Linked DNA regions of Homo sapiens: region 2 is linked to region 1. The links are chromatin loops, found by intact Hi-C in ENCODE. Cell type or tissue: GM12878. All regions are shown on one strand.

Region 1 (4,000 bases):
AACTCACATTTATTTAATACTTATTGGGTATCAGACATGAAAATAGGTACTTTTACACACATTTTCTTTTTTTCATTTCTATTTCAATATTTTTTGAACTACAAGTGTTTTTTTCTGTTGCATGGGTAAATTATATAGCAGTAAATTCTGAGATTTTTAGTGCACCCACCACCTCAGTAGTGCACGTTGTACCTAATGTGTAATATTTTTATGCCTAGCCTGTCTCACCCACCCTCTTCTGAGTCTCTAGATTCCATTATATCACTCTGTATACCTTTGCATAATCATAGCTTATCTGTCACTTATAAGTGAGAACATCTATTTTTTTTATTTTTCACTCCTGTGTTACTTTACTTAGAATAGTGGACTCCACCTCCATCCAAGTTACTGCAAAAATACATTATTGCGATCCTTTTTATGGCTGAGGAGTATTACATAGTGTATATACACCACATTTACTTTATCCACTCGTTAGTCAATTGGCACATAGATTCATTCCACATCTTTGCAATTGTGATTAGTAGGATTGCTGTATCAAATGGTAGATTTACTTGTAGCTCTTTAAGGAATCTCCATACTGTTTTCTATAGAAGTTGTACTAATTTACATTTCTACCAGCAGTGTAGAAGCTTTCTCTTTTATCCACATATCTACCAGCATCTATTTTTTTTTCACTTTTTAATAATAGCCATTCTTGCAGTAACGTGCTATTTTATTCTGGTTTTAATTTGCATTTCTCTGACGATTAGTGATGTGGAGCATTTTTTCGTGTTTGTTGGCCATTTGTATATCTTCTTTTGAGGAATCTCTATTTATGTCCTTTGCCCACTCTATAATGGGATTATTTCTCTTTCTATTGCTGACTTGTTTGAGTTCCTTGTAGATTCTAGTTTCTAGTCCTTTGTCAGATGCATAGTCTGCAAATATTTTCTCTCATTCTGTGGGTTGTCTGTTTACTCGGATTATTATTTTCAGACACATTTTTCTTTAATGCTCAAAACAAATTATGTGGCAGGAACCATTCTAATTTTACAAAAGAGGAAACTGAAGCCTGGTGATATGAAGTGAATTGTTTCAGGCCAGAGAACCGACAATTGAGACATGATATGATACCAGGTCTTCCAAAGAACATGATTATTTCCACCCATAAAATGCTGCCACAGCTGCAAAAATGATATCTAATTAGGCCGCCTTCCTAAATGATTGAAAGTCCAATACATATTCCTGCATGAAAGTTCAAATTCAAACTTTAAGTTGTTGTTTTGTTAATGGTCTAATTGCTTTAATTCATTTTAAGGATAAAAATAATTTTCACTTCCTCTAACAGAAGAAAATGTCTGTACTTGCAGAATGTGTCCAAATTTGTGTGTATCTCATGTCAACCAGGCTTATTTGGAGTTGATGTAGATTTATTCAGGAAACAGCAGAGTTTCCAATTCTAGCTGCTACTCTTTGGTTCTGGTTGTAAGCGGCTGAATGAAGAACACCGGGGTCATGGAGATCAGATTGGCTTGGATAATTCATGTGAAATTTAGTGGTTAAAAAATAAAAGAAAAAGGTAAGATGAGGCAAAGCAAGTTAAGTTCCCAGATGACATGTAAAAGTTATCCTCTAGAGAGTGGGAGGGGCCCCCATCAGCAACTTGTTTTCTCTGTTTAATTTTTTCTTCCCCTCCCAGGATGACAAGCCCACAGACAGGCTTCAGCATCAAATAAAATGGAGAAGTAAATTTGATAAACATGTTTACTTAGTGGTGCCAGTGACTTACTGATGAGTGGTGAAAAGACAGGGAAGATTGAGAGTGAAGATTTATGGAGTTGGTACCAGCTGCATAAATGGTGGCAGTGTCAATGGTGATGATATTAGTTAGGAGCAGGGTTCAGAGGGGGAATTCTCATGAAATCATACCAAATGAGAGCTAGAAGGGAGTTAAAGGTCATCTAGTTCAAATCATATTATTTTAATAATGAGGAAATGAAACTCACAGAAGGGAAAGAGCGTATCAGAGCAGCACAAAGAGTATATAAAATTACTGAAATCCAAGTATCTTAGCTACAAATCCAGTACACCTTTCTATATATTATACTGCTTTTGAGTCTTCTGTATCCTACAGCAAGTCTTGTCCTATTCAGATCACTCCTGTTGTAAAGAAATTGTTCCATTACTTCTATCTACAGATTTGTTATAATTTGAATTCATAAGCACAATTCCATAAAGAACGTTGGTTTTGATATAATCCTATCCTGACACCTGGTGGGCAGCAATTTGCCATATATGCATAGTGCATATGCATAAAACTGCTAGAACTAGAACCGAAAACAATAGCTTTTTTATCTCTGAGGAACAGTCTTATCCACAGAAATACCACTTTAAAATATGTTTCTGTCCATATAATAAGTTATTCAGCTAAAAATAACTTTAGCTTTCTGGGCTTATGAAAAGCCTTATTAAAGCTGAAATCATAACTCTGACTGCAGAAAGTCACTTACTCCTGCTGAGACTCCATTTTCTAATCTGTAAAGGAGTATAATAGTAATTAACTCAGAATTCTTACAAAGATTAGAGGTAACGTGAATAGCACTTAGCTAGTTACTGACAGGATGTGGAAATTTCCTCACTGGGACTTAGGAAACTAATATAAATTCTGATGCCATAATAATATAAGCTCAGTTTGGCTGTAACTTTGTGAAAACCACAACGTTGAGCTAGTTGGTTGGGAAGAGCAGCTGCTTTTGGGTAGATGGTATTAGTATCTAGTAAGATTTTGGGCTCAGCTCCAATGAATCATATTTAAAGACCTTCCATACCTTTGTATTCTGAGAAAACATTTAGTTGTTTCCACAAAATAAAGTTTTCAGTGATCAAATTCCTAATTAAGTTTAAGGGATTCCTGTTGGATTTCAAAACGAAAGCTGGATTGCCTTCTTTAAAGCTCTTAGGTGTTCAGATTTCTTAGACTAAAACCTTATTATTCTTGCTTTGACCACATTTTCTTCAGTAGCAGAAAGGAGAAAGATTATGGCTGTTGTTTAGGAGAGTGTTTCATGGGAGAGACTTTACAAGTAAAAATGCCTAATGCTCTGCTAATATGTGCCTATGCTCTGTAGTCTTACCTTCTCACAGTGCAGCCTATAAATTCAGTAGGTGTTCGAAGAAGAGGGGAGTGAGAGTAGGGTTGCCCGATGTAAGGAAAAAATGGGAGTTGAGATGCGATATTGAGACAGAAGTAAAATATTGACCTCTGAGTTGGGCTCCAGGTAAAAAAGGAATATGATGGAGTTTTAGTCATAACTTTGTGCGTGCCATTTTTATTATCAGGAACATCTTTAGAGCCATACTTTGATTTTTGTTTTTTTGCCCATATTTTCTTCAACTTTTATTTTAAGTTTAGGGGTACATGTGCAGGATGTGCAGGGTTGTGACATAGGTAAATGTGTGTCATGGTCGTTTGCTGCAAAGATCATCCCATCACCTAGTTATTAAGCCCAGCATCCATTAGCTATTCTTCCTGATGCTCTCTCTCACCCAACAGCTCCCAACAGACTCCAATGTTTCTTGTTTCTCACCATGTGTCCATGTGTTCCCATCATTCAGCTCCCACTTATAAGTGAGAACATGTGGTGTTTGGTTTTCCATTCCTGCATTAGATTGCTAAGGATAATGGCTTCCAACTCCATCCATGTCCCTGCAAAGGAAATGATCTCATTCTTTTTATGGCTGTATAGTATTTAGAGACACACTTTGTAAGTGAATCCTGTTATTTCAGAGATGGTGGCTGATTTTTCTGCTTTTCTTATTAGGTTAAAACTCTATGCTGGTCATTCCCTTCAGGATTTGGCACTCACCAACATACCCTTCTTTCAAGTGAAAAGGCATCTCTTTTAATGGTCCTGACCTTTGGAATAGGAAGCATGTACCCTGGACAGAGCACTTCAAACTAGAGGTACCAAGAGTAATTACTTCTGTAAGGCTGGCATTGGAGGCACTGGGAATTCTATTC
Region 2 (4,000 bases), 880 kb before region 1:
ACATACATCCCAAGATGGGTGTTGCCGTAACTACTGTGCAAAATCTGCTATACAAGTTATTATAATGCTTTAAAAATGTAATTCCAAGCTCAGTCTAATAAACTCTCTAAGACAGCATATACAAGTTTAGGGTTAATTTCCATTTTGACCACTGCAGTCATTCTTGATTGGGTTTCACCACACCTCAGATATGCCAGGAGCAGGCAGTTAAAAGGAGCAGGTAGAATTCTACACAGAACTCTGGGCTCAAATTACCCACAGTCTATGCAGTAGCCTTTGGGGAACAGGCATCAAGTTCTGTTTTGCACCACCTCTGCTGAGGTGGTAAGAGCACTGGATTTGAGGTCAGGAGGCTTGGATTTGAATTTCAGTCATACATACCCTCTTGGTAACTGGGTTCTTGTCAAGTGTCCAGGAAGAATCAGGTCACATGGACTTGAAGAGTGTTGAATGTGAAGACTTTATTAAGCAGTGGAAGTGGCCCTCAGCAGAAGGGGAGCTGAAAGGGGGATGGAGCAGGAAGAAGGCCAGGCTTCAGGGAAGCCATTTGTCCACAGATGGCAACTGCTAAAAGGGCATTATTTATAACGCACATCTTCTGGGGCTCCAGAGGTCATGGGCAACTGCTAGACACTGTTGCAAGCTGGTACAGGATTTGTTCCTGCCAGCATCTAAAGGCACTTGACCTGGCTCCTGCACCCACTCACCTGCGTGCTCCCCCTCCCTCAAGGGGTTTGAGGTCAATTTGAGCAAAATGAGTCCCCCCACCCACACCCTTGCAAGTCCCTTGAGGGAGTCAGGGAACTCTCCTGTCCTCCAGTCTCACTACTTCTCTGGGCCTCCTTTTCTCTTCTGTAAAACGTCATGGAAAATCGTGTGACAAGACTGAAAATTGTCAATGCTAAGCAATTCTGAAGTGCTTTTTCTGGGCATCAAGTTCCATTAGATCCCTTAGACTAGAGTATGGACCCTGGGTCACCTCCTTTCTCATTTCTTCCATTCCCACGCTAATGCTAAATAGTAGCACTGTCAAAAAACTGCCAAGGGTGGAAATGGAAGTATCCATTCCTTCCACTTCCACAGAGAAAGCCTAGAATATTTTTTAAAAAATAAGCTATTTACACTTTATAGCAAGCTTTTTTTTTGAGACAGAGTCTTGCTCTGTTGCCCAGGCTGTAGTGCAATGGTGCAATTTCGGCTCACTGCAACCTCCGCCTCCCGGGTTCAAGCGATTCTCTTGCCTCAGACTCCCAAGTAGCTGGGATTACAGGCACCCACCACCATGCCCAGCTAATTTTTTGTATTTTTAGTAGAAATGGGGTTTTGCCATGTTGGCCAGGCTGGTCTCAAACTCCTGACCTCAGGTGATCCACCCACCTCTGCCTCCTAAAGTGCTGGGATTACAGGCATGAGCCTCTGTGCCTGGCCTATAATGAGCTTTTGACTGAGACTCTTAAAGTCCCTTTTCACAGATGGTATAAGGCGTTATTTGAAGGAATGTCACACTCCTCATGAGAGTGAGTCATGAGTTCCATATGAGTCATGTTTTTTTTTTAAACTCTCACTATGACTCCATTACACATTTTGAGCTTTCCACAGACCCTTATTCTCTGCCCCTGTCTACAAGTTCACAATGCCTTTGAAGGATGCTGGCAAAAGCAATGGGGTCATCAGCCTTGGAAAGAAACTCAGAAGTTCTCATGAGGTATGATAAACCTCGTAAGTGTGACAAGATGAGGTTTCTGATCTCAGAGTTAAGTTTATCTCCTGCTGGAAAAGTGTTTGATTTGACTGCTGACAAATCTGTGCACTCTGTATTATGTAGGCTCCAGTGAAAGAGTGAGGTCAAAGACTGCTATTCCCTGATGGGTCAGCCCTTCTCTTCAGAAGCCAGTTGTGAAGGTTTCAGTGTTGAGGGGAAAATTTAGCTTGAGGGATGTGTGTGTTTGTGTTTCCCTCTGCTTAAGCTGTGGTGACCTTGGGAGGGTTGTGAGCTGATTATTTTCTGTAGTGATACACAAGGTAGAGACTGACTTGATAACTGAGGGTTGGGGTTAGTTCTAATATCCTCAGCAATGATTTGGTGCAGGGGCAAACTGAGGAGGAAGCCATGGGAATTGTTAGAAATCAAGGCCGGGCCAGGCACGGTGGCTCATGCCTGCAATCCTAGCACTCTGGGAGGCCAAGGCAGGCAGATCACTTGAGGCCAGGAGTTCGAGACCAGCCTGGCCAACATAGTGAAAACTCGTCTCTACTAAAAATATTACTTTTAATGGCAAAAGCCACAATTACTTTTGCAATAACCTAATACAAAAATTAGCTGGGCATGGTGGCGCATGCCTGTAATCCCAGCTACTAGCTGAGGCATGAGACTTGCTTGAACCTGGGAAATGGAGGTTTCAGTGAACCAAGATCATGCCGTGGCACTCCAACCTGGGCGACAGAGTGAGACTCTGTCTAAAACAGAAAAGAAAAGAAAGAAAAGAAAAGAAAAGAAAAGAAAAGAAAAAAGATATCAAGGCCAAACTCTGATAGGTTATGCCAGTTGTTTACAGAGTGTGGTCTCTGGAACCAGTAACATCAACATCACCTGGGAAATTGATGAAAATTCAAGTTCTTGGGCTGCTCTCCAGACAAGTGAATCTACAGCTTCTACGGTGGAGCCCAGCAATTCACAGTTCAACAAGCCTTCCAGCATGATTCTGATTCATGCTATTGTTTGAGAACTACTGGGTTAAGAGCTTTAGTTCTCAACCTGGGCTGCATACCCAAGTTGTTTGTTTTAAAATAGAAATTCTGGGATGGGGCCCAGTATCCCTAGATAACTCTGATGTTCAGGCAGGATTGAGAACCACAAGCACATTCTCTCCTTAGGGGCAAGTTACTTGGGATTATGGGAAGTTTTTGTCATGGGCCTTTCATCTCCTTGTTGGGATTATAGGTTGGAGTTTTAGGATTACATGGAGTTTCCTGGCCCAGGGCCTGTCTCTGTGATGGAATTGAGGCCGAGTTAAAAAGTGATGGCTGTGCTTCTTGATAGAGAAGTTAGGGTCTGTCTGGCTATTGGTCCCCCATCTCTCTCCTCCCTTAAAAATCTAGGCCAGGTGTGGTGGCTCATGCCTATAATCCCAGCACTTTGGGAGGCCAAGGTGGACAGATCAAGAGGTCAGGAGTTCAAGACCAGCCTGACCAACATGGTGAAACCCTGTCTCTGCTAAAAACACAAAAATTAGCCAGGCGTGGTGGCACGCACCTGTAATCCCAGCTACTCGGGAGCCTGGGGCAGGAGAATCGTTTGAACCTGGGAGGCGGAGGTTGCAGTGAGCCAAGATTGCACCGCTGCACTCCAGCCTGGGTGACAGAGTGCGACTCTGTCTCAAAAAACAAAACAAAGCAAAACAAAACAAAACAAAACAAAAACTCTAGAAGGCCAGGCACGGTGGCTCATGCCTGTAATCCCAGTACTTTGGGAGGCCAAGGCGGGCGGATTGGTTGAGGTCAGGAGTTGGAGACCAGCCTGGCCAACATGGTGAAACCCCGTCTCTACTAAAAATACAAAAAGTAGCTGGGCATGGTTGCACACATCTGTGATCCCAGCTACTCGGGAGGCTGAGGCAGGAGGATTGCTTGAACCTGGGAGGTGGAGGTTGCAGTGAGCTGAGATCGCATTGCTGCACTCCAGCCTGGGCAACAGAGTGAGGCTCTATCTCAATAATTAATTAATTAATTAAAAATAAAAAATAAATAAAAATCTAGAAGAAGCAGTTGGCCTTCTTTGTACAGAGGCCTGGAAGAAGAGGTTCTGCAGAAATAGTGAATGGTGGATGATGGTTGCCAAGATACAGTTATGTTAGCCCCTGAACCTTCTCTATTTCAAACTAGGCATCTCTAGTTATTTTAGTTCTTTCACCTTCTCCCTATTATGCCCAACTCCATTAGACACGTGGTATATGACCTTGGGCTTCTTTTGCTTTCATTTCTACATTTTAGAACAGGAACA

The links. A loop is a pair of places that touch in the nucleus more often than their neighbours do. Peaks named below come from ENCODE experiments on the same cell type or tissue, not always from the same donor. Only the 100,000 strongest peaks of a DNase experiment are listed, where the experiment ranks them.
Region 2: it touches region 1 in a loop (4-fold over the local background); 1 of 110 quality-filtered maps calls a loop at or near these places.

What each region holds. Positions count from the first base shown.
Region 1 is chrX:78,948,393-78,952,392 of GRCh38, forward strand. It overlaps P2RY10 (P2Y receptor family member 10), which reads left to right. Exons shown (of 4, transcript NM_014499.4): 3 at 3,801-3,943. Among named protein-coding and RNA genes, the nearest start is that of P2RY10, 5.0 kb to the left of the region's middle. In GM12878, a CTCF peak has its summit at 2,250 (motif pointing left); no DNase peak of the experiment used is centred here; H3K4me3 peaks cover 3,776 bases; H3K27ac peaks cover 2,962 bases.
Region 2 is chrX:78,063,568-78,067,567 of GRCh38, forward strand. No RefSeq gene overlaps it. Among named protein-coding and RNA genes, the nearest start is that of PGK1, 39 kb to the right of the region's middle. RefSeq lists an enhancer at 1,433-1,722. In GM12878, no CTCF peak of the experiment used is centred here; DNase peaks (open chromatin) are centred at 832, 1,804 and 1,814; H3K27ac peaks cover 3,275 bases.